2 separate regions of the Homo sapiens genome follow, and region 1 is linked to region 2. Evidence: chromatin loops called from intact Hi-C (ENCODE). Cell type or tissue: PC-3. All regions are shown on one strand. Links, peaks and the distances in the headings refer to the core of each region. The heading gives the core; the rest is flanking DNA. Region 1 overlaps KCNMA1 (potassium calcium-activated channel subfamily M alpha 1). Region 2 overlaps KCNMA1 (potassium calcium-activated channel subfamily M alpha 1).

The links. Peaks named below come from ENCODE experiments on the same cell type or tissue, not always from the same donor. Only the 100,000 strongest peaks of a DNase experiment are listed, where the experiment ranks them.
Region 1: a loop joins it to region 2, with 3 times the contacts of the local background. A loop is called at or near these places in 24 of 110 quality-filtered maps.

The regions. Positions count from the first base shown.
Region 1 is chr10:77,234,512-77,250,378 of GRCh38, reverse strand. The region is part of intron 3 of KCNMA1 (potassium calcium-activated channel subfamily M alpha 1); the gene reads left to right. Among named protein-coding and RNA genes, the nearest start is that of KCNMA1-AS2, 100 kb to the right of the region's middle. In PC-3, for the core only: a CTCF peak has its summit at 6,963 (motif pointing right); DNase peaks (open chromatin) are centred at 7,038, 7,328 and 10,138; H3K27ac peaks cover 2,893 bases.
Region 2 is chr10:77,155,770-77,171,636 of GRCh38, reverse strand. The region is part of intron 5 of KCNMA1 (potassium calcium-activated channel subfamily M alpha 1); the gene reads left to right. Among named protein-coding and RNA genes, the nearest start is that of KCNMA1-AS2, 23 kb to the right of the region's middle. RefSeq lists enhancers at 7,392-7,686, 7,021-8,220. In PC-3, for the core only: no CTCF peak of the experiment used is centred there; DNase peaks (open chromatin) are centred at 3,286, 5,696, 7,496, 10,776 and 3 weaker places; H3K4me3 peaks cover 2,884 bases; H3K27ac peaks cover 1,294 bases.

The DNA.
Region 1 (15,867 bases), core at 3,491-11,490, 78 kb before region 2:
TCTGGGAAACAAGCTGGAGTCTAACTCATTTTCTGTTGTGGCGTGAACTTGGCAACTCTGGTGACAATGGCCTTGAGCTTGTTGCCTTTATTGTCCACTGTGTGAGTGTTTTGAACTTTAAACTCTATCCCTGGCATGGTTGGCTACTAGACTTTGATACTAGGAAACCTGCTTGGTGTGCCTGTTGGCTCAGACTCTGGTGTGCCTGAATTCTGAGCTTAGTGCTCCTTTCCTGTGGCTTGGGATGGTGGTAATTTCATGCACAGCTAAACTCAGAATTTCTCAGAGCCATCTGGTCACCGGCCAAGGATTTTGTGCATTTGGGTGGAGAGGCCAAAATGTCAGTCAGGGAAAACAAAGCAAATATCTCCTTTAATAACCTGTCTCTGGGAATCAGCCAAGTTTAAGCCTATCAGAGGTCCTTCAGCCCACCCCACATGCGAGGCTGGGCTGCCCTCACCCATCTCAGATGGAGAGTCCTTTAAACGCTGTCAGGAGACAAGATTCCACATGCTCCCTCCATCAGCTCTCCCGAGCCAAGAAAGAGAAGAGCTTGTTTAAGTTTGGAAGACTCCCATTGGCATGTCATTGAAGGTAAGCCCCCTTTTAAATATTTACTGTTAATGATTCTGGATCCTATTTGTATTGAACTGAAGATCCTCTAAAGCCCCTGGTCTTATTTCTCCAATCTCTCTCCAGGGGTGTTCTTACATGTCGTGGGGTGCAGACCCTGCCAACTTCCATGCTGAGACTCAGGAAAGAGGTTTGGGCTTGAAGCTTGTATGTCCCAGAGAAAGAAAACCCTAATGTGGAGGTGAGTGTGTTGATGGGTTAGAAGTCCAGATGCCTCAGCCAGCACCTTCCTTCCCTTTTCGTTTTTTTATTTTTTTTATTTTTTTAACCTTTTGTCCCTCTGTATTTCTCAGAAATAAAATGCTCTTTAGATGGATTTGGATTGTGTCTTTTTTTACAGTCTACTATGAGGCAGTCTTTTGTTCTGTAGATCCTGGTGTTCTCTGTTTCCGTGTGAGAAGATGAAAAGGAATGAAATTCCCCAATGCACCCTCTTCCCCTAATGTCCTACACCATCTCAATGTCCTTTGGCTTTAATTGTGATCCTTCTAGGCCTTGGCGAAGATGGCACTGGGAGTCCTCTCTGATTCTGGTTTCTTTTATGAACTTGCAAATAGTCTATCCCAAGGATGGAACTTCAGTCCTGTCCTCACCTTTTCCTGGCAAAAATGCCCATAAGGTTAGAAACAAGGCTATTCCCATTCTGCCTGAGGACTGTCGTAGCCTCATCCCAGCTTTAGCCTTTCTTCTCTGTTGCTAAACTGTGTGATTTGGCATAGCAAGGCTTTGTTTATAAGAAGACCTTCTGGTTATTTATATAGAAACTTTTCATTTTCATGACTTCATTTTGTTCTGAGAGCATATCCGAAGATTCTGTCCGGTGGCAGGCCCAATCAGTGGATTCAGCACAAGGGAGTTTTCCATCTTCCTTGGGAAAGACGGCAAGCAAGCTCAGTTTTAGTTTGGGAGAGAATTAGTGTAGAATCTCTAAAGCCATCTCTATGGTAAGTCCATAGATTTCCAGGAATAAAACACAGTGAAACCTATTAAAAAATTATAATCGAGCTTAGTGAATGAGAAAAAAAAATGAAGTTCTATCCACATATAAGATGCAAATGGAAAGAAAGTGAGAAAGTAGAATGTACATTCTTAAAATCCATGTCTTTCATTCAAAACTGTTACCAGTTTTACACATTCATGGTTTGGCTGGCCATCTGGGTATTTTGGAAAGACAGCTTTAAACTTCTCGTGGAAGTTATACTAAATCATCACCCTGGAAAAAAAGCACCCAGAATTCTCCAGATGAATTGTAGCTAGTATTTACACCCTTCAAATAAATGAATCAGGGGACAGTCTATAGGCTTTCCCACAAGTGAATCTAAACCAACAGACATGCGTGAAATGGCTTGTCTCAGTGAATTTTAGCCAGAGCTGCCCCTCCCCTCCAGAATGCTGAGGACTATCCTGTAGCACAAGTTTGAGATTCCAGGCTCTCTGCACCCAGCCCTTTGAAAAGTGCAAGGAATGCCGATTAATGTATAAAACAGGCTCCCTAGGTCTGCTGGACCAGCTATGTCTCGAGGCAGGCCAGCTCCAGTTGTGCAAGTGGACAAGCAGGCTAGGTAGTTATTTTACTTCTGTCCATTAGCAATACAGCTCAGAGAAAGGTCATCATTGGTGGTTTATGATCTTTTTAACCTTTTAAAGCTCTTTTTACTATCCAGAGGTGATGGATAAGTCACTTCCAAAGACAGCTGCACACCTTTCATTTTTGGCCATTAGGCAAAGACAGATCCCAGCATAGGGCGTTTTCTTTGGGTCTGATCTTAATGAACCTAGGGTGGTTGTGAGGGAAGACTCATTTGTGTAGCTGCAAGTGATTACTATCTGGCTAAGACAGATTGTCCTCAGAGCTCCTGGAATTGAAAACCAAAGATAATTACGTTAAACCTTACTAAAATTATGCTTTATCATCCCAGCAGTAGACTCTCTAGAAACACCCAAGCAGAGGAAGATGCCTCTGGACTGAGTCTTTGGTCAGACATCATGTTAGTGCCTTAACAAGCACAGACAAGCATTGAGCCCTCCACACACCATCTCCCCAAAGATCTCCAATTAGCCACACGAGGTGGATTGTGTACAAAAAGCTCCCTTTCTTTTGCATTCTTTTTAAAAGGACTCCTGCCCAATTTATGTCACACGTCACTTTAGTTCCTAATTCTGATGTCTCCCGACACCAACGCCAACCCTGTCCTCCCACATATTCTGATCCTTGTGAAGCAAAGATTTTTTAGAAATTGTACAACCAAGTCAAGAGTGCCTGCAGACGCCCTGTGGGTGCTAATGTCACCATTGCTGCTTCCATCCTTGTCTATTTCCTCCCTTTGACACAAGAACAGCAATTCTTATCTAACAGATAAGGAAAAAAAACAAAGACCCACCAGTGTCAGCATGAGAGCGAGATTCATGGATTGCATAATGCAGCAGTCCCTGTAGCTTTCAGAATTTCAAGAGAAAGTTGGAAGAGACAGAGGCCCAGAGCTCTGGGTATTTGCATTTTCACCAGGGGCATTCTGGGAAAGGATGACTCACATGTGTGAAGATATTTATTCCTTTGATTCATGTTTAAACGCTGCTACTTCTTATGCTACGGTTACGCGGATTATGAATATTTAATGTGGCGTATACTGAAAATGAAGGTCAAGTCCTGCTCACTGGTGACTTCAATGCAGGCTCTTGTCTCTGAAAGGGAAGCTACCTGCTGTTTGCAGAGTAAAGCTGAAAGGTTATACGTTGTTAAATGTTTCCTTAATGACTTTATCTGCTCCAAAATGGCTGGCACACAATGGGGGCACTTGCTGATTTTGCCAGTCTTTGCTCTTGGCTTCTGGTATCAGCACTGCTGTTTTGGGGATATGGACGTTAGGAAGGAGCAGGAAATGGCAGCACAAATTTTGTAGAGCATCTCATCCAAGGGCACAATTGCCAAGGCAACAGTGGGGTTACGATTGGAAAATGGCCTCTCCCCAGTCTTTTAAAATGTTACTTTTGCATCCACTCACCCATTTATTCATTTTGTATTCATTTATTAGTTTGTAACATCTTCAAATGTGATAATGCTGAATATTTTCCAGGCAGTAAAATTGCTTATGGTTAAGGAAAACTATCTTTAAGATTGCGATAGAAATTGACCAGATTGTTTTCATAGTCTCTGAAAATAAAACTGGCACCATTGATGTATTGGGGATGTCCAGAGCTTTAGCAGAACTGGTTTAGTTGCCCAGTAGTTTCTCCCTCCCCTGTCTTCACATAGCCTGGTCTCTCATCCCTTGGCCTAGAAATTCTGTTTCAAAAGGGAAGAGAGGGCAAGTCGTTGGAGGGAACTAACATTCACTGATTATGTACTGTCTGTGAGCTACAGAGCTAGGCACTTTACCAAAAATAGCACATGCAACCTCATTGAATTCCCCTAACAACTTCTTAGGATAGGTATTACTATTCCCACTTACAGATGAGGAGGCTGAAGCTGCAGGCATAGCCCAAGCTATGTAGCTAGTAAGCAGTAGAGCCAGGATTAGATTCCAGCATGGCTCATTCTAAAGCCATCTCTCTTCTAAGTGTCAAGAAGTAAATTTCCAGATTGTGTAAGTAACTGATGGGGTTTAATGAGATGTTGCAAGAATGGGAAGTTGCATCACCTCATCCTGCCAATGCACTGGTCTTGTTTTCTCTTTTGTTCTCCCTTTCTCCATTTCTCACCCTGAGAACCAAGTGTGCAGTTGTGGGTACGTAGGAGGCTCCTATCACAGGCCTTCCATGTAAGACACTGCCCTGGGTCAGGTGCTGTCTGATGTCTGTTTGGGCCTTGATTCAGTTCTTCCTAATAATGGCTTGATGAGACCAGCTTCTCTGTTATCTCAGTGGAGTGGCAGCATTTTGCAATGAGATAGGATCAAATGAACAAAAAACAAGGAGAGCTGATTGTTCCTCATTAGCTTCCACCACCTAGGGGTGTCTTTCCAAGTAGAAAGACTCTTTGGCCTTCCTATCCTTACCTAATCTGTCCTTGTGATTTGGCATACTGAAATAGATATGAGAAATGCTGTTTCCCCATGAGATACATTCTTTTATCTCTTTTAGAGAGTTACAGAATTAGTTGATTTGTTATAGTTTTGCATTATGTTATGCAATGTTTATATGCCCAGAGAGTTGGTATTATCAAACTAATGGACTTCAGGAAAATTTGGCCCCAAAGAATGGAGCCACATAGGATGGAGGTCTTTGAAATGTCATAAAGTATCTGGCTTCCTTCTCCAGCCTTGTTCAAACTGACTAGGCACAGGTGTAGACCCACTGCCTCTCCTGTGCTCAGCCCCAAGACAGGCACCTGGGAGAGCTGTGAGGACAGCACAGATCCCATCCCATTCATGACAGCGCATTTTAAACTGTAAAGGACTGTGTATACCAGCTTTCACTATCCCCTTTAGTGTACCCCATCCTGCAGCATGATGAGATGGGCAGCCTGTGACATGGAAAAGGAAGCTCACCAGCCTACTCTGTAACCAGTTCCTTTATGAAATACAGCCTTTCTAGGTAGTGTTCTGGAAAATTAGCTCCAGCTGTCTGCCTTCATGCCCTTTTTTGAGAAGTCACGGCATGCATTTAACCTTTGTTGAAGAAGTCAACACAAATCACTGTGTGCAAAGCACCTCCCTGTTTTTTTTTTTCCTTTTAAAATACTCCCCCCAGTTTTCTCCATCCCTCACTGACATTTTTATTGCCAGGCTTTGGTTTGGAAAATTATGGGTAGGGAAAGTTCAAGGGCAGGATGTTCAGAACGGCACTGCACATCTGTGAAGGGAACACAACAGGAGAGCCAGCAGCTGTTGAAAGAATGGAATGTCAGATGGTAGAGGAGCCGAGCCCACTCAGGGATGGTGGAAGAGAAGATGCCTTCAGGGCAAAGAGGCTGTAAATAACTCCAATGGGAAGTCTTGTCTCCCTTCAGAATGTACCCTTTAATAGCAACACTTGGTGCTCTGATATGAGAGTAACTCTAACTCAGCCTTCCTAGCTCATCTGACCTTCCATATTGCCATTTGTTCAGGAATCGAGTGAAAGCCTGGTAGAGAAGACAGGTGGAGAGTATGCCAAGGAACAGAGTCAACTTCTTTATATGTCCTTGTCTCCATATAGGTAGATTTTGGGGACAGGATCTGTTCTTTGGTTGTCAAACAGATTGGTTTCATTTACGTCAAAGTTCAGAGCATTAGCACCCTTCCTCCTTCTCCCTTCCACATTGGTGAGGAAATCTTGTCTTCCTTGCTTATTTGTCATTGCACAAGTGGTACCTAGGCATCGTAGGCAATGGCATCTAGAAGCATTAAGGGAACTGCTTATCTTTGGCTTTCATTGGGGAAATCAGGGACTATGCTAGGAAAGGACAGGAGGACTGAGCTGAACCTTTCAGGTCTGCCACAAAAGACAACTGTAGAATATAGTATTAGAGTCAAAGAGGCATTGGATCCCAACTGGTGCCACTGTTCTCTGAGCCTCAGCATCCTTTCCTGAGGAATGAGGATGAGGGACCTCCTCAAGGTCATCCGACCAGCCAGGGGCAGAGCTGGAGCTGGAAGATAGAACTTTTCTCTCCCAGTCCTTTTCTACTTGATCTCCTGGGTTCTTTCTACTAAATACAGAAATGAACAAAGACATGATAACCTACTCATTGAATAGCAAAGTATATATTGTCTTTTTATGCCAATTCTGGACTTCTAGGCCCTTATCATGGGGGAAACTTTAGGGCCATGGGAAAGAACAAAGATAATCCCAGGTGGAAAAGATCAAATCCAGCCAGGTGGCTGCGTGGGATTAGTTTATTTCATCCTCACTGGTGAGAGGCCTTGAATTCCTTGATTTTATGACCCTCCTACTAATCTCTCTCTCTCCCTCCCCACTGTCTCCCTCTCTTTTTTGTACTGTTTCAGCATGGAGTTGGGGATGGGTAAGAGTTAAGAGTTCAGCTCCACTGTGGAAGGGTAACACAGGGCTGAACGCATTGAAGAGCTGAACACATTGTTTTGGCCTGTTTGGAATTTGTTATGCATAACTTTTGAGGACATTTTGCCCAATTGCTCACTTGTTTCCCCTGTGGAAACACTATCTGATAACTATGTCTATACATCCCTATCTACTTTGCCTTCCAAAATTAGGATGAATTATTTCTTCCCTTCTCGCCACTCTCCAAAACTTAAAAAGAATGCTTTGGACAACCTGGCACTCTCTCAGCCCTCTCTTATTCTTTTTAAAAGAATAATTGTTTCAGGGCAAATGAAGAAATGCATTCCCTTTCAGACCCACTAGCCCACTAGTTACTTCTGTCCTCTACAACAAGCCTGAGTTTATACCGCAAGAGGGCTGCATCTCCTCCCTGTCACATGGCACTGGGCCTTTCCCTATAGTCACAGGCTGACATGCATTCAGAGACTGCTGAGAGATCAGGATAGGAGCCAGCTGGAGCGAAATGTTATAGCTCAGAACAGTTTAATCCAAACACAAGGGCAGTGCTTGTGCCTAACACAACTGTGGTAGGGGTGTGGTGTGGTGTGTGGAGTGGTGGCAGCTTTTACAGCTTTATCATGGGGTTCATGGGCTGGAGGAGATGTGAACTCTTCCTTGTCTTTTACCCCTTGTCTTTTGACCTGACAGCCTGACACATGTAGCTTTGGGGAGACCCTGGTTGGTGATGAGTCATTTGTGGCTTAAAAATAGAACTCTCAAAGCAACAATGCCCTTGGGACTTTTTGATGCATATGTCTTTGTTCATAGAATTTGGGAGAAAAGAGAGAGAGGGAGAGAAAGACTCTGTGTGTGTGTGTGTGTGTGTGTGTGTGTGTGTGTGTGTGTAGGAAACAATTATGTCCTGCCTAAAAATTAAGTGGAGAAGAAGAGCATGGGGGAATTGGCCACCAGGCTCATCACAGTAGCAGAGATGAGGCTGAGAGCTGTCTGTGTACCTGTGGCCTTAAAGGTACCAATCAGATAATAGCTCTCCACTGAGTACAAACTGTGTATAAGGCATTTTGCTAGGTACTGGGGAATTTTGAGTACTTATGTATAATGCTAGATCTTTTCCATTAAGACATTTAAATTATACATATTTTTACAAGGGGCAGGAAGTCCAGCCATATATAAAGGAAAAATAAGATAACAAAACAAGAACAAGTAAGGCATCGCTAAGCAATATATCAATGACTAATATGAGCATTGCACACAGTAAGTGCTGAAGGTTGAGGAGTTGAAAAGATAGCTGGATGCTATAACATGTTTTGGCTGTAGGGGAGATTTTGAGTTGAATAGACAGAAAACTCAGTCTGCCCTCAACTCTAGGAGTCCACAAGAGAAGACTCTCATTATGGCCTGTACTCGGGCTTTGTGATTTTCAGTATACGCTAAAGTCAAGCAAAACCTTGCCTTGAAATCAGCTACTGAGATTAGGGATTGAGAATGCTTCAGGGACGGCATAAAATAATCAGAGAAGCGGACTCTATCCAGTGGCAGTAATACCTGTTGTCCAATGATAGATGATTAAAACTTTTGGAAATTTTTATTTGGAAATTTCCAGAAGCATCTGAATGGCATCCACTCCATCTTTTTGAAACTGAGGTCAGTGTGCGACGTGCTTTGCAGGGGTCTTGTTACGAACTTGCCACATACAGAGCATCACAGGGGCATGATGGGGAGGAGAGTCTGCAGTAAAATGAGCTTGTGCTGCTCGCAAACAGGCCACAGTGTGGGCATGGTTGTTGGCCTGAAGACCAGCATTTGCCTCCAGCTCCGTGCTGTGATTTCCATGGACTCTAGGTACGTTGGCTTTGTTGAGCCAATTCTTCCATAAGAATATTAAATATTATATTTTGCGGCTGCATTGGTATAAGAATGAATATAATCCAGGCTGGATTTATTATTGTTGTTATTATTACTATTATTTTTAGAGACACGGTCTCACTCTGTCACCCAGGCTGAAGTGTACTGACATGATCATAGCTCACTGTAACCTTGACCTCTTTGGCTCAAGTGATCCTTCAGTCTCAGTCTCCTGAGTAGTTGGGATTACAGGAATGCACCACCATGGCTGGCAAATTTTTTTTTTTTCTTTGAGACAGGGTCTCACTCTGTTTCCCAGACTGGAGTGCAGTGGTGCAATCATGGCTCACAACAACCTCTGCCTCCAGGGCTCAAGTAATCTTCCTGCCTTAGCTTTCCGAGTAGCTGGGACTACAGCTGGGCACCATCATGCCCAGCTAATTAAAAAAAATTATTGTAGAGATGGGGGGGTCTCACTGTGTTGCCCAGACTGGTTTTAAGCTCCTGTGCTCTAGCAGTCCTCCCACCTCAGCTTCCCAAAGTGTTGGCATTGCAGGCGTGAGCCACTGTGCCCAGCCTGGATTCGTTGTTATTATTCGTCATTTATTATTATATTTATTTTCTTCTGATTTTAAAGAAGTTAAAATTTAGACTTTTTTGTGTCCCATAAGTACAGTGGCCTCAGGCACTGTGCCTGCACTGCCTGCTGGAGAAATTGACTTTATTTCTCCCTTTCCAACAGCCCCATCCTTCTGGAAATTTTCACAGATAAGAAAACATGCTCAGAGACAGATGCCTTATACTAAACCCCTTCAATGTGGTCTAATTGTTTCAAATGAGAAAATTAAAATAAGCATTTTATTTTAAGCCCTGTCTGATAACTTGGCTTTGGGAAATAGGAACTTCAGCAACCCAGCATTCAAAACAATGGATACAACAAAAATTTTAAGACAACTTAATAGTCTTGCTTTTCTCCCGAGTTTTGGAAAAACATGTGCCTTTTCCATTCTTTTATCTGACAATGAGTCTTACTGGTTTAAGAGATCTGTTCGCTGAGAGTGCAACAGTACAAAATAACATTTTTTTCATCTGATGTTTGCAAATTCATCTGGACAGGGAAGGGCAGACATTGGAAATGAGTGAGGCGGATCTGGTGAGGACTGCAATGAGAGCTGAAGCCTCACCTGAAGTGGCTTCCCAGGTCCAGCTGATTGTTCCTATGCAGAAATGCAGGCTCTAGTGGCCAGATCTTCCTGTGTTTCAAAGAGGAGACAGAATACTGCATTTTATGTTGAATCTCCAATTTTAAAATATTGGCCTCAAATCCAAAACTCTTAAAGTACTTGCAGGCCAAGCAAAACACCTCTGCAGGCCAGATTTGGGCCTCCTGTTTTCAGCCTCTATTCTAAACTGTCTCTCTTTCTGGTCTTGAATTGGCTGTGCTCCCTGAGTGCCAGGAAACGTTCTTAACCCTTGCTCCTCCATCTGCCAAAAAGGACCCCTTCTCTCTCTAAGATGGGAAGCCTTTGGTCTCAGGGTGCCCCGGGTCGTTTGCCATCTAACACATTTTCAAACACTGCTTAAATTTCCATTTTTCTCGAGGCAAATACTGTATGCCACACCAATAAATCATCTACAGCTTACTGTAAGCCCCAGAGCTACATATCACTAACTCTACATCATCTCTGAAAATAACGTTGTTAGAAGCTCATAAACATACACTCTGTTTGTTTAAGAACTGCAAGAGCTTTTAAAACATGGTTGCTAAGTCACAGGGCATATTTTCCAGGACATAAATGGAAGTGAACATATGCCCCTTAAATTGTCAGATTCTTTTTTTATAAGAAGAGAGGCCCAAATCTGTCTGTTCTGCCAGGATATTAACTTGACCAAAGAAGAGTTGATTATACTAAGTGTGTAAGTGTTAGTAATTATTGGAAACTATCCTCTGACTTACTTAGCTAAATGGGCACATTGTATGAAACTTGATTTAGTTTCTAGCATATGTAGGTATAAGGTACAGGTTGACATGGATAAATCCTGGCTTTAGTTTTCATGAACCCTAAAGTTCACAATTTGCTGAACTTTGTATTTAATATTTACTGATGAAATTCTTACGGTGTCGTCCCTTCCAAAACAAAATCGGAGGCATACTTAGACTTTTCCCCTGAGACATGGTCCCAAGTCTAGGCTACAACTTCATCACTGACCCTTTTTCATGGAAATTTGGCAGTTAGTGATAGGTAGCGTCTGAGCTTATAGCTCAGATATTTTCAAAGTAGGAAGTAGATGGCCCTATTAATATCAACTGCCATTTCAGTAGAGCTGCCTCATCAGTCTCTTTTCCCCGTGGAAGACACTCACACCACCTTTTACCTATCAGGACACTCTCAGGAAGAAATAGTAGGTAGGGCTCCAGGACCTCTGATGGTGGAATCTACTAGAATGCAGTTGTCCTTAACAAGGATACCTATCTCATGTTGCTCATCACACCCATGCAGAGACCTGCCACCTTGTAATTTGAGAGCTGGAATTTCCATACACCCGCTACCCTCACTCCATGCCAGAAAATGCAGAAAATGAACCCATGGCCCAGTTTGAGATACAATTGATCTTGAGGCCCCAGAGAGAACTGCAGGGACAGTGTGCAGAGAAGGTGAAAATAACGTGGATGCTATTAGATGACTGTACCTAGCATGTGCTTTTCCTCTAGCAGTGGGAGGAAGTGGCACAGGAGTGCATTAAGGAGTTTGCCCTCTTCATAATAGCATGAGTAGAAATAATAAGGCAAGGCCTTTAAAGAACAGCATTAATAATTGAAAGGTGCTCCAGGCAGCCATGTGGTCTTCCAGTGCCTTTGAGTACAATCTGTTATCAGGTACGAGGTGAGGCTGAGGAGTAGACAAGGAGGGTGCATTTGGCGGCTGTGTCTGTGTGCATGCATGTGCTTATGCTTGGAGGAAGTATGAATAAGATTTGGCAGCTACAGCAAGTAAAATTATAGAAGGCAATGTATGTATATTACCATGTAGACTGGTGGTGGTTCTTTTGTGGGTCAAACACCCATTTGGGAATTGGATGAAAGCTGCAAAAATTTTGCCTGCCAGGTACCCTATAGTTGGTCAATGAAACCCAAACTAAGGATTTCTATTCTCTTAAGATGGATTCATCTGCTCATTCACTCCTGTTTCTTCTGCCATGAAGATCAGGTGACTGCCAGAGGGCCATCTTCAAACCCGAAGGTTAAGCAGAGGTTGACTGGGAACTTTTCCCTGCATGACATACAAAACATGTCTAAGTGAAAGTCTCTGCTGTGTTTTCCCTTCTTGATCAAGTGTCCCTTAACCTGCAATGCATTCAAAATCTCAACAATGACAGGTGATGCTAAGGAAACTCTGGGAGGGAGGCCCTGGGCTTCCTACCTCTTCCTCCAATAACAGACAACACTAAAAGGGGTAGGTAAGACAAGATGCATCTATTAGGCCAAGCCTAAGAGCTCTTTGATTTGCTTCTCTTGTGTATTGTGGGTTAGCACTTGTTTGTAGAGGACAAATTCCTCTTTAGGCAATGATTCCAGGATGCAAACAATCTCCAGCCAAAATCATTCCACCCGAGACCCACTGCTGTTGCACCAGGAACTAGGGACCACTGGGTACCCAAACAGATGCAAAAGCTGCCACTTCTGTACAAGGCCGTATTTCTCACCCTCCATTGGAGAGGAAGAGGTGAGTGTAGAGAGTCGCCAGGGATCTCTATGGGCTCATCCAATCAGTCTTCAGACCAGTTTGACAGAAAACAGAAGAGGAGCTTCAGCACAAGGAGGCCTCATCTCATCTGAATTCCCAGCTTCCTTCAGATTTCTTCCTGACCTCACCTGCCTCCAAGCCAGCCGACTGTGACAGTTTAATTGGTGCAGGGAAGGCGAGGCAGTGGGGAGGCAGGCAGGGGTGCCTGGCATTCTGGAAGGAGACTCTCCTGAGATGAGTGAGGGGAACCGCAACAGACAGGCCTGAGAGCGCTGCCTTCGGGTAGAAGGTCACAGAGCTTTGCTTGAAAAGAATGCTGGCTGAAGAGGAAACATTGCCAACTCCCTCCTCTTTGAGCCCACTGGGCCAGAATTGTATATTCATATTTGTCATCTGTGCCCTTTCCACTCTGGGGCAAAAAGGTCTGCTGGGCAGCTCTGGCGGGGAATGAAAATGGGTGGGAATGTAGCTGGGCAGGGTGGCTCACATGAGGTAAGAGGATCACTTGAGCCCAGGAGTTCAAGACCAGCCTGGGCAATGTAGTGAGGCCCTGGAAAATGTTTTAAAGATTAGCTGGTCATGGTGGTATGTGCCTATAGTCTCAGCTACTCAAGAGCCTGAGGTGGGAGCATGGCTTCAGCACAGGAGTTTGAGGCAGAAGTGAGCCCTGGTTGCACCACTGTGTTCCAGCCTGAGGGACAGAGTGAGACCCTGTCTTTAAAAAAACAATTTTGCAAAAAGAAAGTGGGGAGGAAGGAGCCTAGTGGTGAACACCAGGGTTTGGAATCAGACCAGACCTTCTTGGCTTACTTGGCTCTACTACTTTGTAGCTGTCCTGGGCAAGCCAGTTAACCTTTCCAAGCTATGAAGTCTTTCCTTTGTCACATGGGGTGAAAGTGGTGATGAGAGATGTCATAGTGGATAATACCTACCTGATAGTAGTGTGTGGAAACAATTAGACACTGCATGGAAAGGCTCTTAGTACAGTGCCCAGCTTGAACATGACCAAAAAAAGTATTAGATATTATTGGTATTGTTCTTTTTGAGGTCTGTTTTGAAACTTTTAATCAGGTCTTGAGAGAGATGAGATATAAACACAGTGAAGTTAAGAAACAAAATAAGATGTATTGTAAGGCAGTAAAGAGATCGGTTATCAGAATAATGGACGAGACCTGTGCTTCTGAAAACTGCAATCTCAACTCATTCATGGTTTGTGAAAGGAAAAACAAGCATTTAAAAAAGATGACACAGCTGGGCATGGTGGCTTTTACCTATAATCCCAGCTACTCAGGAGGCTGAGTCAAGAGTATGGCTTGAGGCCAAGAGTTTGAGATCAGCCTGGGAAACAGAGTGGGACCTTGTCTCTAAAAGTACATACATAAATAAATAAAACATGAGATTGATCAGCCCAAGATGGAAATATAGCTAGAGAAGTTCAATTTGATTTTATGAAACTTTTGTTTCCATTACATATATAGATCTATGTACTGTATAAATGTATATATACTGTATAAACGTATGTATACTGTATAAATGTACTGATTTGTGACGTAAACTCTGTTTCTTACTGTGGAATTTGCTAAAAAGCGTTTAAGAAACACTAGCTTTTAGTGTAGAAGCCAGCATACTTGCTGGTTGCAGTAATCCAGGGAACTTTAAGGAAGGATGGCAGGCTAGAGTTGGGTCCCAAGGCATGGGTAGAATTTGGATGCTGCAGAAGAGGGGCATGGGGTGAGCAGTCCCCAAGACCATCCTCCCTCTGACATCAACTGCAGGTTTGGCACGTTCCCCAAGTCACCTTCAGGTTCGATAATGCATAGGACTGCAGAGCTCACTGAAGGCTATTATACTCACGGTTACAATTTATTACAGGGAAAAGATACAGATTAAAATCAACCAAAGGACAAAGTACATAGGCCAGAGTCTGGGAAAGATCCAAATATGGTGCTTTCATTATCTCCTCCATGTGGAGTCATGGATCGTGTTACCTCCCAGCATCAATGTGTGACTACACGCAAGGAGTACTGTCAATCGAGAAAGTTCGCCCGGGCCTCGGAGTTCAAAGTTTTTACTGGGACTGGATCATGTAAACTTGAATGACTGCCCTCATGGCCAGCCTCAGTCCCCTGCTCCCCTGGAGGTGGATGGATACCATGTAACCCAAAGCCTCCATCATAAATGACATTGTTAGACTTTCTGGCATGGTCAGCCCCTACCCAAAATAACACTGTTACTATCTGGCCAGCCCAAGACCCCTGGAAAAGACACTTTTATCAGGCATGACACTCCAAGGGCTTAGACATTGCCTCCCAGAAGCTCAGGACAAGGCCAGGCCTCTCTTTGGGCAAAGTTAATGTCTTTACAAAAATAGTCAGTGAAGGGACTTTGTTGGCTGGAGGAGAGGCCTCTCTTGAGGAAGGCTGGAAGTGGGTCCTTTGATCACTTGCATGAATAGCAGAGGAGAGGAAAATGCTACTCCATGAAGTGGATGCTTCCAGATTCTACTAATGTCAACAAAATCCCTGTTGAAAACGAAGCGATTTATTCCTTCCCTTGGCTCCTCTGCATACCCGGGCTGAATAACCTGTTAGCCAGTAAGGGGAAAATGAGGCACAGGAAAGAGGAAAGGGGTCAGCCTGGATGTATGCTTGCCATGTGGGTGAGTGACCTTGGGCATAATGGACCTTTGGTTAGATCTCATTTGCTGCCACCTCCGGGTGACCAGGACTTTTCCTGTGCCTTGTTTCTTTGCAGACCTGATGAATGGTCCTCTGTGTGCCCGTGACAACTTTAGTAAGGAGAATATCTGTCTCCCTGCTCCAATTTAACTTCCTTTCTGTAAAACTTGATGAGGTCAAAGCCAGAAAGCACTGAAACTTCAAGCTGGGGATCAAAAGCATGTCATCCAGCCATGCTGCCCCCTTGCAACCTGGCAAATGAGACAACCTCCAGCCAGGGACAGTTTATAATTGTGCAATCAAATTAACTTGGATTTCAGCCTAATGAAGTCCTTAATGCCCTGAATGAGGCCAAGCCCTAATATTTAGAGAAGCAGACTGGACCCCAGGAAAGAAAAGAACAGGCTTCAGTTAATGCCTGCTAGTATTAATTATGCTTCTTCCAAAATTCATCTTCTCGTAGGAGGCAACCTGATAGCACCCAGTTCTGCTAAGGGGTTTTCCTGCTGTGGCTCATAAGGAGAACAGTGGAAAGAACATTTTATTGGAAATCTCTGCTGAACTCTGCGTTCTGGGCCACATTTCTTAACTTCACAGGATCTTAGCTTTCTCAGTTGAACAGGAAGAAAATTCCTCCTCTCTTAGAAGTGTTTTATTGTAGTTAAAAATCAATACTCTGAAGGCAGGTAGGCTTGGTTGCAAATCCCAACTCTGTCATTTGTTAGCTATGTGAACTTGAGTGAGAAATTAACCTCTCTGAGGCTTAGTTCCCTTAACTGTAAGTATGGTTAATGATATTCTTGGTTGTTAGTATGGAGAATAGTGAATGAGATACTGTGCATCAAGCACTTAATACAGCACATAGGACATGCTGGCATTTATTAAATCTAATGATGATGATGGCATAAATGTAAAATAATTTTCAGTATGGATTACATGTCACTAATTTGGTATCAGTAGTCTTTATTTTCATTAAGCCAATGATTTAGCTCTTGTTTAGAAAA
Region 2 (15,867 bases), core at 3,245-11,244:
ACCCAGGAACTCTGACACGTCCTCCTGGCCAGACTGTATTTCTAACCAAGCATATGAGAATTGGGGATGAACTCAGTCACCAGAATGTTTTCAAGTTCTCTGAATAATTTCACTTGTGCAGCCACTGTTGAGAGGCCTGGCACAGTGGTGGTTCTTAAACCAGAGGAACATACCTGAATACCTGAGAAACTTCAACACACACACACACACACACACACACACACACACACACACACGCACACACACACACGCACACGTACTTTCCGAAATCTATTCTGTGAGGCTCTTTGGGTCGTGGTAAGGACAATTGCTTTGGAACAAGCACACTATGTATTCTAGATAGACCAGTGGTTCTCAAACTTTGAGTGCACCAGAGTCACCTAGAGGTCTGGTTAAATTACAGATTTGGGGTGTTCCATCCCCAGAGTTTCAGATTCAGTACACCTGGGATGGGGCCTGAGGATCTGCATGGCTAACACATTCCCAAGTGATGCTGCTGCTGCTGATCTGGGGGCCACACTTTGAGATCTGCTGGTCCAGCCCACGGTGAGGCTGAACTTGAATTCTAGTTGTAGCTGCTATGCAAGTTTCCAGGATTCTGGTATTAGAGTAAACCTTGCTATTTTGTGCTCCTAAATATCAGTATTCTTATTAATGTAATCCTTTATTTCATATGTTTTTGAGATTAAAATCTGAGTCATTTACATCTTGAGATATACTCATCCTATGATATTCCATATTACAATTTCAACTTGAACAGCAGAACCCTTTTCCCATAGCTCTTGGATCTTCCACTTGTAATCCCCTTCTAAGGTATTCCAAGTCCTTGGTTACTAGTAAGAATGAGCACCTTTGCTTGACTTTATTAGTCACTAGTATTTTGTCTAGAGCCAATTTGGTTGATATCGCTTCCTAAACTCTCTGAAATTAGGATAGGGTCAACTCATTCAGGAAAATAGATACAGGGTGTGTTGGAGATTAGGGAAGGAGAGGGGCGGAGGGAGGTCCCAGGCCAAATTTCTAACTCATCCCTAGAGTCTCACCTCCGATGTTCTCCCAGGGATGGAGCCTCACCTCTGACCTTCTCCCAGGGATGGAGCCTCACCTCTGACCTTCTCCCAGGGATGGAGCCTCACCTCTGACCTTCTCCCAGGGATGGAGCCTCACCTCCGACCTTCTCCCAGGGATGGAGCCTCACCTCCAACCTTCTCCCAGGGATACAGTATCTCAGCCCGCTCCTCGAGGGAAGGGCTCTCTTAGGGTCCAGCCTCTCTCCAATAGCAGGGTGACTTATTTGAACAAATCTTCTTTCCCAGTCATCTCACTTGCAGACACTGAGATGCCCAGGCCTGGGCCCAAGCCTGCTCATGAGAGTAAGAACAGATGATAGGTGGTGAGCAGAGCTCCATTTTTCTTTTTTTTAAATTTATTTTTATTATTATTTTTTAGATTGGGTCTTGCATTGTTGCCCAGGCTGGAGTGCAGTGGCACAATCTTGGCTCACTGCAACCTCCGCCTCCTGGGTTCAAGTGATTCTCCTGCCTCAGCCTCCCAAGTAGCTGGGATTACAGGTGCCCACCACCACGCCCAGCTAATTTTTGTATTTTTAGTAGAGATGGGGTTTCACCATGTTGGACAGGCTGGTCTTGAACACCTGACCTCAAGTGATCTGCCCACCTCGGTCTCCCAAAGTACTGGGATACAGGTGTGAGCCACTGTGCCTGGCCCATTTTTCATAAGACACACTATATCACTCGAAATAAATGCCAAACACTAGTGTGGTGACACTTTGCTCCCATATCACAATCACTAAATTCGACTTACCCCTTTAAGGCCAGGTAGGAATTTAGCAACCCAGCTCATAAAGGGTAAAATTAGCTTATTATTTCCTGAGTGGATTGCAAACCTCACTGGCCAGATTGGGAGCACAGCAGATACTTCCTTTTTGTAAAAACTTGGCTGAGTGTGGTGGCTCACTCCTGTAATCCCAGCACTTTGAGAGCCCAAGGCAAGAGGATCGTTTGAGGCCAGCCTAGGCAACACAGTGAGACCCTGTCTCTACAAAAATTTTTTTAAAAAATTAGCCCGGCATGGTGGCACATACCTGTGGTCCCAGCTACTCAGGAGGCTGAGGTGGGAGGATTGCTTGAGCCTTGGAGGTTGAAGCTACAGTGAGCTGTGGTTGTGCTACTGTACTCCAGCCTGGGCAATACAGTGAAATCCCATCTTAAAAAAAAAATAAAAATAAAAAATTAAATTAAATTAAACAAACAAAAAACTCAGTCTCATGGTCTTCCTTCTTTATATTCTCACCTAGCCTTCTTCTCCAGCCCTGTTTGCATTTTTGTGAATTTCTCCCATTTTCACTCTAGCCAGCCTACTTACCAACCACTCCTACCCAATCTCAGATATGTTCCATCGCCATGGTTTTGGTAGTTTCTTGTCTAGCAGCTGCTTTCTTGTCTTCTCTGCTTACCTGCACTCAACCAGTTATTATCCTGTTACTTGCCTCTTCCAAAACCACTATAGTCTGAGCCACTCTTTTGATCATGGGTGATCTTCTGATGTGGTTGTGTTTTTATAAGTAACATGTACCTGTCCTGACTCATCAACTAGATCAGGAGTTAGCCACTCTGGCCTACTGCCTGTTTTTGTAAATAAAGTTTTCTTGGAACATAGCCATGTTCATTCGTTCACATATTGTTTATGGCAATGACATGAAGAAGATAGGACCCAAAAAAGCCTTAAAAAATTATTATCTTTCTTTTTAGAGAAAGTTTGCTGATCCCTGGTCTAGATTTGCAGCTATGTTATATATTCTTTTATATTCCTCTAAATGTCTGGCACTATGTTTTGCATACAATAGCTACTAATCAATTTTGATGACCTGAACATGAATTTTTCTCTGAAATCCTTATAAATGTAATAGGAATAAAATAAGTTATTTTTGCTCTTGTTATTGTTATTATTATTATAGCTGCTATGTACAGTCCTGCTACATAATGTTTCTGTCAGCAACAATTCCCATATGCAATGGTGGTCCCATAAGCTTATAATATGTATTTTTACTGTATCTTTTATATGTTTAGATGCACAAAACTTACCATTGTGTTACAGTTGCTTGCAGTATTCAGTACAGTAATGCTGTACAAATTTGTAGCTTAGGAGCAATAGGCTATACCATATAGCCTAGGTGTGTAGGAGGCTATACAATCTAGGTTTGTCTAAGTGTACTTTATGATGTTTGCTCAATGACAAAATTGCCTAATGACACATCCCTGTCATTAAGCAATGCATGACTATATTTTGTGGCAGGTATTGGACAAAGCTCTTTACCGGCCTATCTCATTTAATCCTAACACACAGGTAGAGGAACTTGGAACTTGGAGAGGTGACCTGTGTGACCTGTCTTACTTGCTGTATGACTTCAGCAAGTGATACAGCAAGAATTCGAACTCACATCTTTGTGATCTCAGCGCCTGAGCTTTTAATTACTACTATATACCCACGGTTTAGTAGTAACTCATACATGTGATGAGAGACAGAAATGTTTAAAAGCCCTACCAATGAGATAAATCATGTAAAGAAAACTGGCCTATGTTATAAATAGGCTAGGAGCAAGATGAAGCAAGTGACCCTGAAAGCGAGGGCCTCAGCTGGGTGCAGCAGCTCATGCCTGTAATCCCAGCAATTTGGGAAGCTGAGGTGGGAGGATCGCTTGAGTCCTGGAGTTTGAGACCAGCCTGGGCAACATGGTGAGACCCCATCTCTACAAAAAATACAAAAATTAGCCAGACATGATGCTGCATGTTTGAAGTTCCTGCTATTTGGGGGCTGAGGTGGAAGGATTGCTCGAGGAAGTCGAGGCTGCAGTGAGACAAGATCATGCCATTGCACTCCAGCCTGGGGACAGAGTCAGCCCCTGTCTCAAAATTAAAAAAAAAAAAGAAAGAAAGAAAAAGAAAATGAGCGTGCCTTTCAATTTTGTTCCCTGGATGCATCACTGTCTTACCCTAGTCTCTGCCCTGGTTAAGAAACTTCATAAATATTGCCGGTTTCATTATTATCATCATCTTTATTATTATCATCATTCACTCAACAAACCTTAAAACAAGTGTAATGTGCCAGCTGTTGTCCTAGGCTTGGAGTTTAAACTAAGATATTTTAGCCCTACTATAGGAAAGATGAATCTATAAACCCCAGATTGCAAACACAAATGCTTACAGGGACAAGAAGATAACAAATGGGTGAAGCAGGCCAGGTGGAGGCTGTCTCTAGCAGGAGAGTGAATGTCTCTCTTCAAAGGAAGGCTGTTCCATGAAAAAGAATGAAACCCTGTCATTTGTGGCACCGTGGATGGAACTGGAGGTCGTTGTGTTAAGTGAAATAATCCAAGCACAGAAAGACAAATATTGCGTGTTCTCATTCACATGTGGGAGCTAAAAAAAAGGGGATCTCATGAAGATAGAGAGTAGATTGGTAGTTATCTGAGGCAGGGAAGGGTAGGAAGGAGGGGAGGATGAAGAGAGGTTGATTAATGGGAATAAATATACACTTAGATAGAAGAAATAAGACTTGGTGTTTGATAGATCAGTAGGGTGACCAGTTAACATTAGGGTGACAAGTTAACATGAATCAATTGTACATTTCAAAATAGCTACAAAAGAATAATTTCAATGTTCCTAGCATGTAGAAAAGATAAATATTTTAAGGTGATGGATGTCCCAGTTACCCTAGTTTGACAATATGGATGTATCAAATTATCACATAGACACTGAAAATACATCCATCTACTATGTATTAATTTTAAAAAGAGGCTATTGATCAACCTTTGGCAAGGTCTTGCTGTATTGACAGCTTCTCAATGTCCACTAGCAGTTACCTCCTTCTCCCCTTCATCTTTCCTACATTAAGGCAAAAATACAGTATTCAGTTAAAACTCCTCCTCCCCTCCTTCTTTTCTTCTTCCTCTTCATCCTCTTCCTCCTTCTCCTCTCCCTCTCCCTCCTTCTCCTTTTCTTTTCCCTCCTCCATGTCCTTCCCCTCCTCTTCCTCTCTTTCTTCTTCCTTCCCTTCCTCTTCCTCTGAATCAATCATTTTTGGCCATAGCGACTTGCCCTTTGCAAACTAGTATGTGTTGCAGTATTATGATTTCTCTGCTTGAGACAGGAACCTCTGGTGTTTTGGAGGAAATTTCATCTTGGGCTGCTCCCCTTCTTACCACATCTGTTGCCCAGTATCCACCACAAAGCCTGTAACTTAGCATCTGCCTATAACACCAAACAGGTTGCATCAGATAAACAAAAATTCTTACTGTGGTAGGTGAATATTTTAGCAAACGTAAAATACTATAACTCGAATTTACAAACTGGGTCAGAAGTGCTTTCTCATGTTTTGGTGTCTGGAGCAACGTGCACATGGTCAGAGGACTTCTTATTTCAATTTTCTTGTTTGTTTATATTTATTTTATGAAATAAATAGCCTCCCTTCCATTAGTACAAGTACTTCTGGTTTGTTAGAGACGAAGGGCCCCAGCTCCACTGGGAACAAAGGGGACCTATAGGAAACACAAGTGTCGCCAGCTTTTCCATGCACTGACCTGCCCTAATGTGTATCCTCCTCCCATAGCCCGCAGAGACTCCCCAACCTCACTTTAGCTCAACTGCATTTTCCCCAGACTGTTCTGAAAAATGTGTTGTGACGTGCTGCCACCTAGTGAAGGAAAGTAGGAATGGACATTATAGTGGCTGTCGCCCTCAGAATCCTCTTTGAAGCCTGGTTTAGTTAACCTCTGCCGAAATAAGGTCCTACGTTTTTAACTTTCAGAAAATAACTCTTATAAGACTCCCAAAGGGTCCAAAGACTATTTAGTGAAGACTGAAGAAGACAAATGTCAAGTGAATAGCTAAGAGTTTGAAAAGTAGGTATACGTGTTCGGGCTAAGTATAAATGGAAAACAACTCCCCGCAGAAAACCATTCTAATTGGACTTGCAGGGCAGGTTAAGAGGAGGAAGTCAGCCCGACTCCAGAGTACAGACATTACCTGTTTTCACTAAAATAAAGGACTGTCTTCAATTGTTTGCATTATCATTTTATCTCCGTAGAATATTTTCCTTCGGTCTTTTGACTGAATTGGTTTTGAATTTAAAAGAAATATTGAAATGATCTGTCACTTTACTTTTTGCCTATCAAGCTGTCAGCTTCAAAAAATGAACAAATGTATGGATTCTGAATAGATATGTTTCTCAGACCTAAAAAGAAAGAAAATGTGTTAATAAACTTGCGTCTAGTCATCATATGTGTACTTCAATGTGTCAGAACTGATTTATGAACCAGAAGTACTGTGTTTAAGTGAGGACTTCTCTGCATTCATATTTTAAGTATTATTATTTCATTCTTTCCTCTTGGGGGGCAAGTTAGTATAATATTACCATTGACTACCGTTGGGTGGGTCCCAAAGGTCATTTCTGTGGAGGATAATAGAGCTTTTCATATGAGACACTTTCAGCTGCCTAGCAGAGGCAGCACACTATGACAAGTGGCCAAAAAAAAGTAGTGAATATTTTTATCGTGAGTTTTCATGGCATGAATCAACTCATTCTTCAGAAGTCTGTATTTTTTTCTTTCTATTATGGCATGTCTGTCATTTCCTTTGACTCTCTGGCTGGTCTTCATCTCAGCAAAGTGGAAAAAACATATTTTAGATGGGAAAAAATGGGAAGAAACTGAAAGAGGGAAAATATCCCTAATACAAGGAGAAACACAACTCTAGATTCCCTATTGCCATATGGAACATTTAGGATTTCCCAGGAGGAAACACGTTCAACCAGTTGCTTCTGTTACCTCCGGACTAAGAGGGATCCTGATAGTAGCTGTGGCTGGTGAAGGAACACCTCTATTATCTGGCTCTGGGTGCTGCAGAACCAGGCAGTTAACAGGACAAGAAAACCAAATGATCCATGGGTGCAAATGTGCTTTTGCCAAAGCCACTTCCCTGGGGTCTAGATAGCGAAGAGAAATGGTGGCTTCTAGAGGAGGAAGAGCTAGGAAGTAATCCTGGAGTCCAGTTGTCTTTTCTTAAAGATCATGTTTCAGGATTCCAAAAAAAAAAAAGAAAGATCAATGGCATGTAGGAGGGTGGGGGACAAAGAGGGTGAATTATGAGTTTGTGTCTGTGTTTTAAAATAGCCACCTGCCTTGAAACTGCCATTTAGAAATGTGCATGGAAGGAGAATCTTCCTGATTCTTAGCTCTAATTTATGGCCAATTTATGAAGTCAAGGTCATCTCTCTTCCTGCTGGTGTGTGTTCAACCTGGCCTCCCTTTATGCCAAAGACCTTGAGCAGACCTTGGCTAAAACCCCCAGGTATACTCCCATTCACTGTCAGCAGTGATCCGTGGAATGGATTGGGGCTGGCCGCCTTGCCTTGGGCAGAGTTCATGTGTCACTCAGGAAGATGCATCAGGCTGCTGAGTCAGAGGGAGTCTGCCTTATGTCCACAGAGAGGAGTGAATCAGAAAGCCAGATGAGTCCAGCTCTCAGGACATGACAAATTGCAGAATGCCGAGCTGGGAGGCTTGAGTACATCATATCCTTCTTATTCTACTGATGAGAAAACTGGGGCCTGGGGATGCCCAGGAATTTGCTTACATTTCTTCTCCTAATGAATTAATTCTTTCATTTGTTCAACAGTGATGCCCTGAGTGTCTCCCGTGTGTCAGGCTTTGTTCTAGGTGCTGGGGTTAGAAAGAGGAAGAGTGTCACATGAGGAGAAGACACATGTCACAGGTCATTCTAAAAGGGAAACCCAACTGAGAATGAAGAGTGTCTCAGGGCAGAAAAAGGAAGGAGCAAAGACATCCACCTTGGCACTAGACAATTTGGGTCCTGATTTGACAGTCTTTAGTAATTAGCATAACCATCAGTACATCATGGAAGCTTACCCCATGTACCATTTCTTAGCTCTCCTCACTGTTGTGATTGCAAAGGTGCTTGGAAGGTTACTTGATGAGCCTCTTTCTGCTGCTCCAGACCCAGACTGTGAGTTCCATCAAGGCAGGGATCTTTCTCAGCTCTCTGTTTTATCCCCAGAATGGGACAGAGCACTGCACGCATGGGAGATACTCAGTAAATAGCCACTGAGTGAACAATGGAATGAATGACAAATGATAAGGGTTCCCAAGTTCCATTCTATAGAATAAGGGTCAGCAAAATTCTTCCATAAAGGGCCTGATAGTCAATGTTTTTGGCTTCAGGGGCTGTATGATCTCCACCACCACCATTCAACTCTGCCTCTGTGGCATGAAAGCAGCCATAGGCAATAGGTAAAAGAGTGGACATAGCTGTGTCCCAATAAAATTGTATTCGGGACACTGAAATTTGAATTTCATACAATTTTCATATTCCATAAAATATTCTAATTTTTTTAGCTGTTTTAAAATGTAGGGGGAAAACATTTTTAGCTGGTGTCCTGTGCAAGAACTGGTGGTGGCCAGATTTGTCTCACAGGCTGTAGTTTACCAACCCCTGCTATAGGAGGAAGATTAATAGGGTAAAGATTTTATGAGGTTTTTAATTGATTCATTTATCCATATGTTTGAGCATTTACTTACTCTATGTCAGGCTCTGTAGCAGACACTGGACATACAAACAGAAATATTAGTCACCAATATCAAGATGAAATCATTATCCTTGATGGGTCAGATCTTCCGAGGATGAGTCACGACCGTGTAGGAAATATGAACCCCGCAGTCTGTTTAATTGATGTATGCTATGCACTCTAAAATTAATTGGAGATTTCTAGATAAAACTTTCCAAATGTCACAAGTATCCTTCCAGCATTTCATATTTACAGACTGGAAAATCAATGGAGATGGAATCATTCTCCCACTGTCTCTAAGTTAATTTGCCTGTCTAATGCTTTAACACTTTCTGCTAGTTCTGTCTCATTCTTTACCCATTGGAGAGTACCAGTGGGTTTTCAGATAACTTCCTTAAAGACCAGAAAGAAAGATTTAAAAAAAATTCCAGCTCCTTCCTTTTGGCTCGGGTCTTCCAGGTCTTTATCTTGATGAAAACTGGAGGCAAAGATGTTATCTCTGGATTGTAGTCAGAGAACAACAAAAACCCCCATCTTTTCTTTCCCAGGAAAATATTAATCAAAATAGAAATAAGGTGAGATTAGAACCTTAGAAGGTTTTGCATAATACTTTTCTTGTTTGACTGTTTCTGGCCTGTCTTAATCCAATAATCTATTAAACTCTAGCTAGTACTTTCTTTCTTCATCCCCAGCAAATTTGCAATCCTCCAGAATCCTTTTGGGAATTCCAAGGCAAACGGCCTTAAACAAGAACATAATTGTCTGAGAGATTTTGTTTGCTTATCGGAACTGTTTGGTCCACAGCATTATCTGCATGGGGGCATAATTCCCTTAGCTGCAGTCAGTTTTACAGGTCTTTGCTCATAGGATTACAGTTCTTTTACATAAAAGGATGCTTGGAATGGGGGCCACCAAGAGTGCCAATATTTAGTATCTTTAACTGAGCTCAAAGTAATAACTACTTAACTAGAATCAGTGTGCTTCTTGATATCTAGGAAAAAAAGGCAAAGGAAGGAAAGAACAGGATTTGGGGATGTAATTTGAGATTAATAAATGATTCACTCAATAGATACATATGGATCATAGCACTCTGCTTGTTGTGCATGGTATACTGTGAAATGTAAGACACAATTTCAGCCTAGAGTAGCTTAATCTAGTTATAGATATGGGAATTCCAAATACCTTTTCTACAACAAGAGTTCAAAGTCTTTCATAAGTCAATATAACAAAAGATGAATAAATAGTTAAATAATACTACAGAAGAGTAAACATGAGAAGACATGCATTTAAATGTATGCAGAGCACTTATTGCTTTGGATAGAATTCACATGTTATCCATGCGTTGACTACAAGATACATGCACATCTCTAAACACACTCATAACTGAATTCAGCTTAATAGGATAGTAATTGAATGATGGAACCTAGTGTGCCTGACTTTTCTCAGATGAAATATCTGGCTGGTGCAATGCAGTAACTACTATTAAAACTCCATCAGGCATGGTGGCTCACACCTGTAATCTCAGCAGCTTGGGAGGCCAGGGCAGGAAGATTGCTTGAGCCCAGGGGTTGAAGACCAGCTTGGGCAACATAGTGAGACCCCATCCCTACAAAAAAAAAAAGTAGTTGGGCGTGGTGGCTTATGCCTGTAGTCCTAACTACTTGGGAAGCTGAGGCAGGAGGATCGCTTGAGGCAAAGAGGTTGAGGCTGCTCAGAGCCATAATCATGCCGCTGTACCCCAGCCTGGGTGACAAACACAGAGACCCTGTCTCTTAAACAAAACTCACTAGGATATACCAGTGAGTCCATATGAAGAATCCTACCCATCCTTCTCACCTTGGCCTGAATGAATGAGTACAAGTGTCAGTAAAACAGCTGTTATTTATTTCCTTATCCCACATCTGTCCTTGAAGGCTGTCATGTGGTCAAGGACCATGGAGCCGACAGACAATGTTTCTATCAACAGGCAGTTCAAACCAAGCCTGTGGCTGACCATATTGAGTGGATGAAAGAGCCTTGGAGGGACTGGGCCTTTTAGAAAAATAGGCTCGTAAGTCAAGAGCATGGTGTCAGCTGTCTGTGTGTATTTCATGGTGAGAGTGAAAGCAGATCTAAATTATGAGTTGTTGAGTCACCTGCATGAATCAATTCAATTCTTAATTTGAAAGGAAGCTCAGTGCCAAGGGAACATAACATATGGAAGGAGTGGCCTCAATGACTAACAAAACCAGGGCCTATTAGGGTTGCCTGAGTTTACTTAGGTGCATTTATAAGACATGACATTTCCACAGCTGTTCAACTATGTGAAAACCTTTTGTAAGCATTACTGTATTTGATAAACTCTGTGAGATGGATGTTATTGTTATCTCTGAATTGGCAGATATGGGCAAGGATGTTCCAAGAGGTCTGCAGTGTCACACAAGTAGTAAATAGCATAGCCTGGGCTAGACTTAGAGGTCTTTTAACCAGTCACATTCCCCCTCAGCAGTGAGAACTATGGTCTGCCCCTGCTCCCTCAGTGCACGCCAATTAGTTAGGCCTGTATTCAGATGGGATGAGTTATGTTCTGATTAGGAACCACATGTAGTATATGCTATAAGTTAAAAGTAGGCAGATGTGCCTGTAGCCATAGGGACTTGCTGGGGGAGCTGGACTTGAGTTGAGTCTTAAAACATGGAAAAGCCTTAACTAAGTGGAGTGGAGGGCCAAGAGCATTCCAGACAAGAGAAAAAGGTGAGCAGGGGGAGGAATTTGCATCCTTCTTTGGGGAGCCAGGAAGTGGACTGGTGTGAATATTTCAGAGTGATCATATAGGGAGGCAGCTGAGGGATCCTCAGTGCGTGGTTATAGTAACTGGAGTGGATTTACTCTGGGGCAGGACTTACTCCGTTGACACCCTTGGAGAAGAGCAGGGGAACAGGAGGAGAGCCTTCCCAGTTACCCTGTTAGGGACCTTCTCTTTGACCGTGTCCTGCAGATGCACAGTAGTTGGGATTCATCCACCTCCATCCACTTATTTCTTTTTAGCTCATTTTGTTTCATTCAACAGACATTCCCATTACCACATTCTAGGCACTGTGTCAAGTCTTACTGAAGTTACTAAAAGGAACCCTCAATGAATGTTTTGTGAATTTAGACATGAATGAATGAACAAAAGAAAAGGGACAAGGGCTGGTGAGCTCATTCATGGGGGAGAAGGAAGTAAGTAAAGAATTCCAGTGTGTTGCATTGAATATGGCAGGAGAGTGCTGGGGGAACAGGCAGAAAAGAGACAGCCTGACGTGTCCCAGGGAAGACTTTCCAAAAGGAGGTGGTGTTCTGGCTGGTTCCTGGAGTCTGAAGTAGAAATTTGTTAGCTACAGGAGGGGGGAATAGGCAGGTCAAACTGAGGGCAAGTGTTTGCAAATGAACAAAGGCCTGAAAATTAGGGGAAAAGCAAGGATGTAGGTGTAACTTAAGTTGAAGTGGAGAAGAAGGTAAGGACAGAAGACCAGGGAAAACATTTCCACCTGAGACTGAACAGAACCACCTGGTCCAAGGTCACTTCGTTATGTCTTTAGGCAAGCCCTGGGCCAAAATGGTGTGGCTCTGGGAACTTTGCTCACTCAAAGCCCTACATAAGCCCATCTTTCCCATAAGAAGGCTGAGGGAACATCTATCTAAGATAGATGCTAGTAATTTAACAAAAAAATAAAAGGCAACGATACTATAGGGAAGAAAAGAAAGAAAGGAGCGGATGATGTTACTTGGCTATTGTTTTCCTAAAACAAAAGCAAGAAATGAAGCATCTTTTAAGAGCTGGCCTAGAATGCCATTCTGGGGGCTTAGGAAAAAAATCAAAATGTATTAGAGCTCTCTCAGACATTGGATGGTTTATGGCAGCATCTAAAATTGCTGGTAAAATTATGACCTTGTAATTCACAGCCGTGTCATATATTCTCTAGCACACAGTGTAATTTATGTACCAAGCCAGTTGCTTCAAAAAAGAATGGGGAAAAAACTCACACAACACAAAGTTTATAAAATGTGGTTATTTTTAATGGATAATGTCTTTAGCCTAAACCTGTGTTGTTAGGAGGAAGGGTGTGCCGTTGCTCAAGGTTATTACCACAGTTCTTGCAGCATGGGGTGAGAGTATGAGGATTACTTATTACACTTACGCATTGGCTGGCCAGGCTACCATATCCACAACTACACAGTCCTCCCTTCCTCCCTCCCTCAAAGAGAGCTATCACCTTGAACTCCTTCTTCCCTTGAAATAAAACCTGGGCAACTACCGAAGCTTGACCTTGACTCATGCCTTAAACCTGAGCACAAAACTTAACCTCTGCTGGGAAACCTTCCTCCCTATGAAACAAAGGGGTCTCAAGACAACTTCTTAGCAAGCCAAAAATGAGATTTCCACTCAGCTTCTCAAGTTAGCCTGGCTTTGACCCCAGTTATGGAGCTAGAGAGGGGAGAGGAGCTGGGAGCAAACTAGGAATCATGGAGGGGGGGACTATGGGGAATATCAGATTCACACAACTCTCACTTCCATGAAAAGGGGGAAGGGGAGAGAGAGGAGACTCCCATGGCCGAGTGATCAGGTCCAGAGACCTCCTTGTGGTCCAGGCTGCACCTGCACCAGTCTGCTTGACCTTGAGCAACAAGCTATAGTCTCTGAATCCTATCACCCTCACCTATAATAAGGAGATGAGCTCTTGCCTTCACTACCTAAAGGAGTTACTGTGAGGATCAAAGGGTCTATTATAGCTTTTAATCTTGAGCCAATGACTAGGTCATTATTTTTCTCTTGCTCTGCCTGTATCATTTTCTCCTCATGGCATACAGCTCTTTTGCCTCAAAGAAGATTCTTGAGGATGATGACCTGCCTCAAACTTCCTTCTCCCTAAAAGTGTTTTCTTTTGTTCAGTTTCATTTCTGTCTTTCCACTTATTCCTGATTATTTTCCCTGAGCCTCTTAGAGATCTGATCACCTCATTGTATAGGAGCTATTTACACTCCTTCTTTGATATGACCACATGCTTCTCTGGATCTGATTCTTAATTCTTTGCTACTTCCCTCCCTGCCCCCAACCCATGGGGGCACCAGAAGCTGTGGGAAAGGAGGCAGCCCATCGCTAAGGAGGAGGAGGACCTTGTCAGGGTGTTGGTGGCGCAGGTGACCAGAGGACAGAGCTCACTGCTGTGATCCTGGAGAGGGTGCCAGGACGCTGTTCCCATTAAAGGCAGTGGGGCTTGGAGACACTGCAGCCTCATGCTCAGGCCTCCTAGACTTTGGCCCTTGCTGTGGGGCTCGCCTCGCTGAAGGCAGGATGAAGGGCTTATTTTTCTGGCTGAGATATTGCATCCCAGAAACCACAGAAATACTTCCAAAACCCCCAAGATAAGAGTGCTCTTATTTTGCTCCAGCGTGAAGAGGAGTTTATTTCATATGATCAAGTAAAGCAAGTCTGGACGTCTTCCTTATGTATTTTCAAAATAATTATTTTATTATTTAAAAAACTCAACATATTCATTTAAGAGAAATGGAAGCAACACAGAAAATGCCAAGAAGAATGTGTCCAACAAACCAAAGCAAATATCATAAAACATTTGATCACATTGGATAAAGATCATTCTAGATATTTTTCTGTACAGTAGATAAGTAAATAAGTTAGACAAACAGAAATTTATATAAAATGAACTTGTACTAGCCTCCCGAGTAGCTGGGATTACAGGCACTTGCCACCATGCCCGGCTAATTTTTTGTATTTTTTAGCAGAGACAGGGTTTCACCATGTTGGCCAGGATGGTTTTGAATTCCTGACCTCGGGACCCGCCTGCCTCAGCCTCCCATAGTGCTGGGGTTATAGGCATGAGCCACTGTGCCTGGCCTACATGTTTTTTTAAAAAATAAAACTGTTAAGTTTAAGCTTATTTGTGTAGTCACCCAGTGGATTTTCCCTGTCTGCTGCACAGACAAAAGTAATTCAGTGAGATGGCAGTATTGCTGTAAAGAAAGAGTTTAATTAATGTGAGTCTGGCCACCCTGGAGGACTAGGGTTATCCTTCAAATCAGTCTCCCCAAAGGCTAGGAGGTTAGGAGTTTTTCAGGATGGTTTGGTGGGCAGGGGGCTAGGGAACAGGGAATGTTGATTGCTTGGGGGTAAAACCACAAGCGTATGGAAAACAGTCCACTCGTGTTGAGTCCTCTGGGTGGGGACCACAGGACTGGCTGAGTCATGAGTCTTGGGTCCAGGTGGGGTCAGTCACTCGCCAGAAATGCCAGAAGTCTGAAAAACATCTCCCAGGGCCAGTCTTCAGTTCTACAGTAGTGATGTTATTTACAAGAGTAATTGAGGAAGTTACAAATCTGTGACCTCCAGAACAATGGCTGGTTATCATTTAACTGCGCTTATGTGTTAGCAGAATTCAGGCACCTCTTATAACCCTAACCTTATGGCCTTTCGTTAGTTTTACAAGGACAATTTAGTTTTGGGAAGGGCTATTACTGTCCTTGCTTAAAGGTTAAACTATAAATTCCTCCCAAAGTTAGCTTGGCCTATGCCCAGGAATGACTAAGGGTAGCTTGGAAGTTGGAAGCAAGAGGGAGTCAGCTCTGTCAGATTTCTCTTGTTGTCATAATTTTGCAAAGGTGATTTCACTTGAATGTAGAAAAATTGGAGAAAAATGAAGCAATCGCTAAACTTTGTAACTTTTACCTCCTAAGACATGCTGATATGAATATGAGAAAGCAATTAGGAGAAAAGATGAAGGTAGAGTCATGTTTTCATTTAACTTTTTTTTTTTTTTTTTTTTTTTTTTTTAAGATGGAGTCTCGCTCTGTCACCCAGGCTGGAGTGCAGTGGTGTGATCTTGGCTCACTGCAAACTCTGCCTCCCAGGTTCATGCCATTCTCCTGCCTCAGTCTCCCAAGTAGCTGGGACTACAGGTGCCTGCCACCGTGCCTGGCTAATTTTTTTGTATTTTTAGTACAGACGGAGTTTCACCCTGTTAGCCAGGATGGTCTCGATCTCCTAACCTCGTGATCCACCCACCTTGGCCTCCCAAAGTGCTGGGATTACAGGCGTGAGCCACCATGCCCGGCCAACTTTGTTTTTTAATTTGGTGTAAAACAGATGAACTTTCTGCTGTGAAAGAAGAGAAAATGACATTTCATTTTCTCCCCCATCCTTTCCCCTCACTTCTTAGTTATGTAATTGTTTCACTGTGTCAGGGTTTTGTGACATTCTCTTCTGAGGCTATAGCTTTCAATTCTATTTAG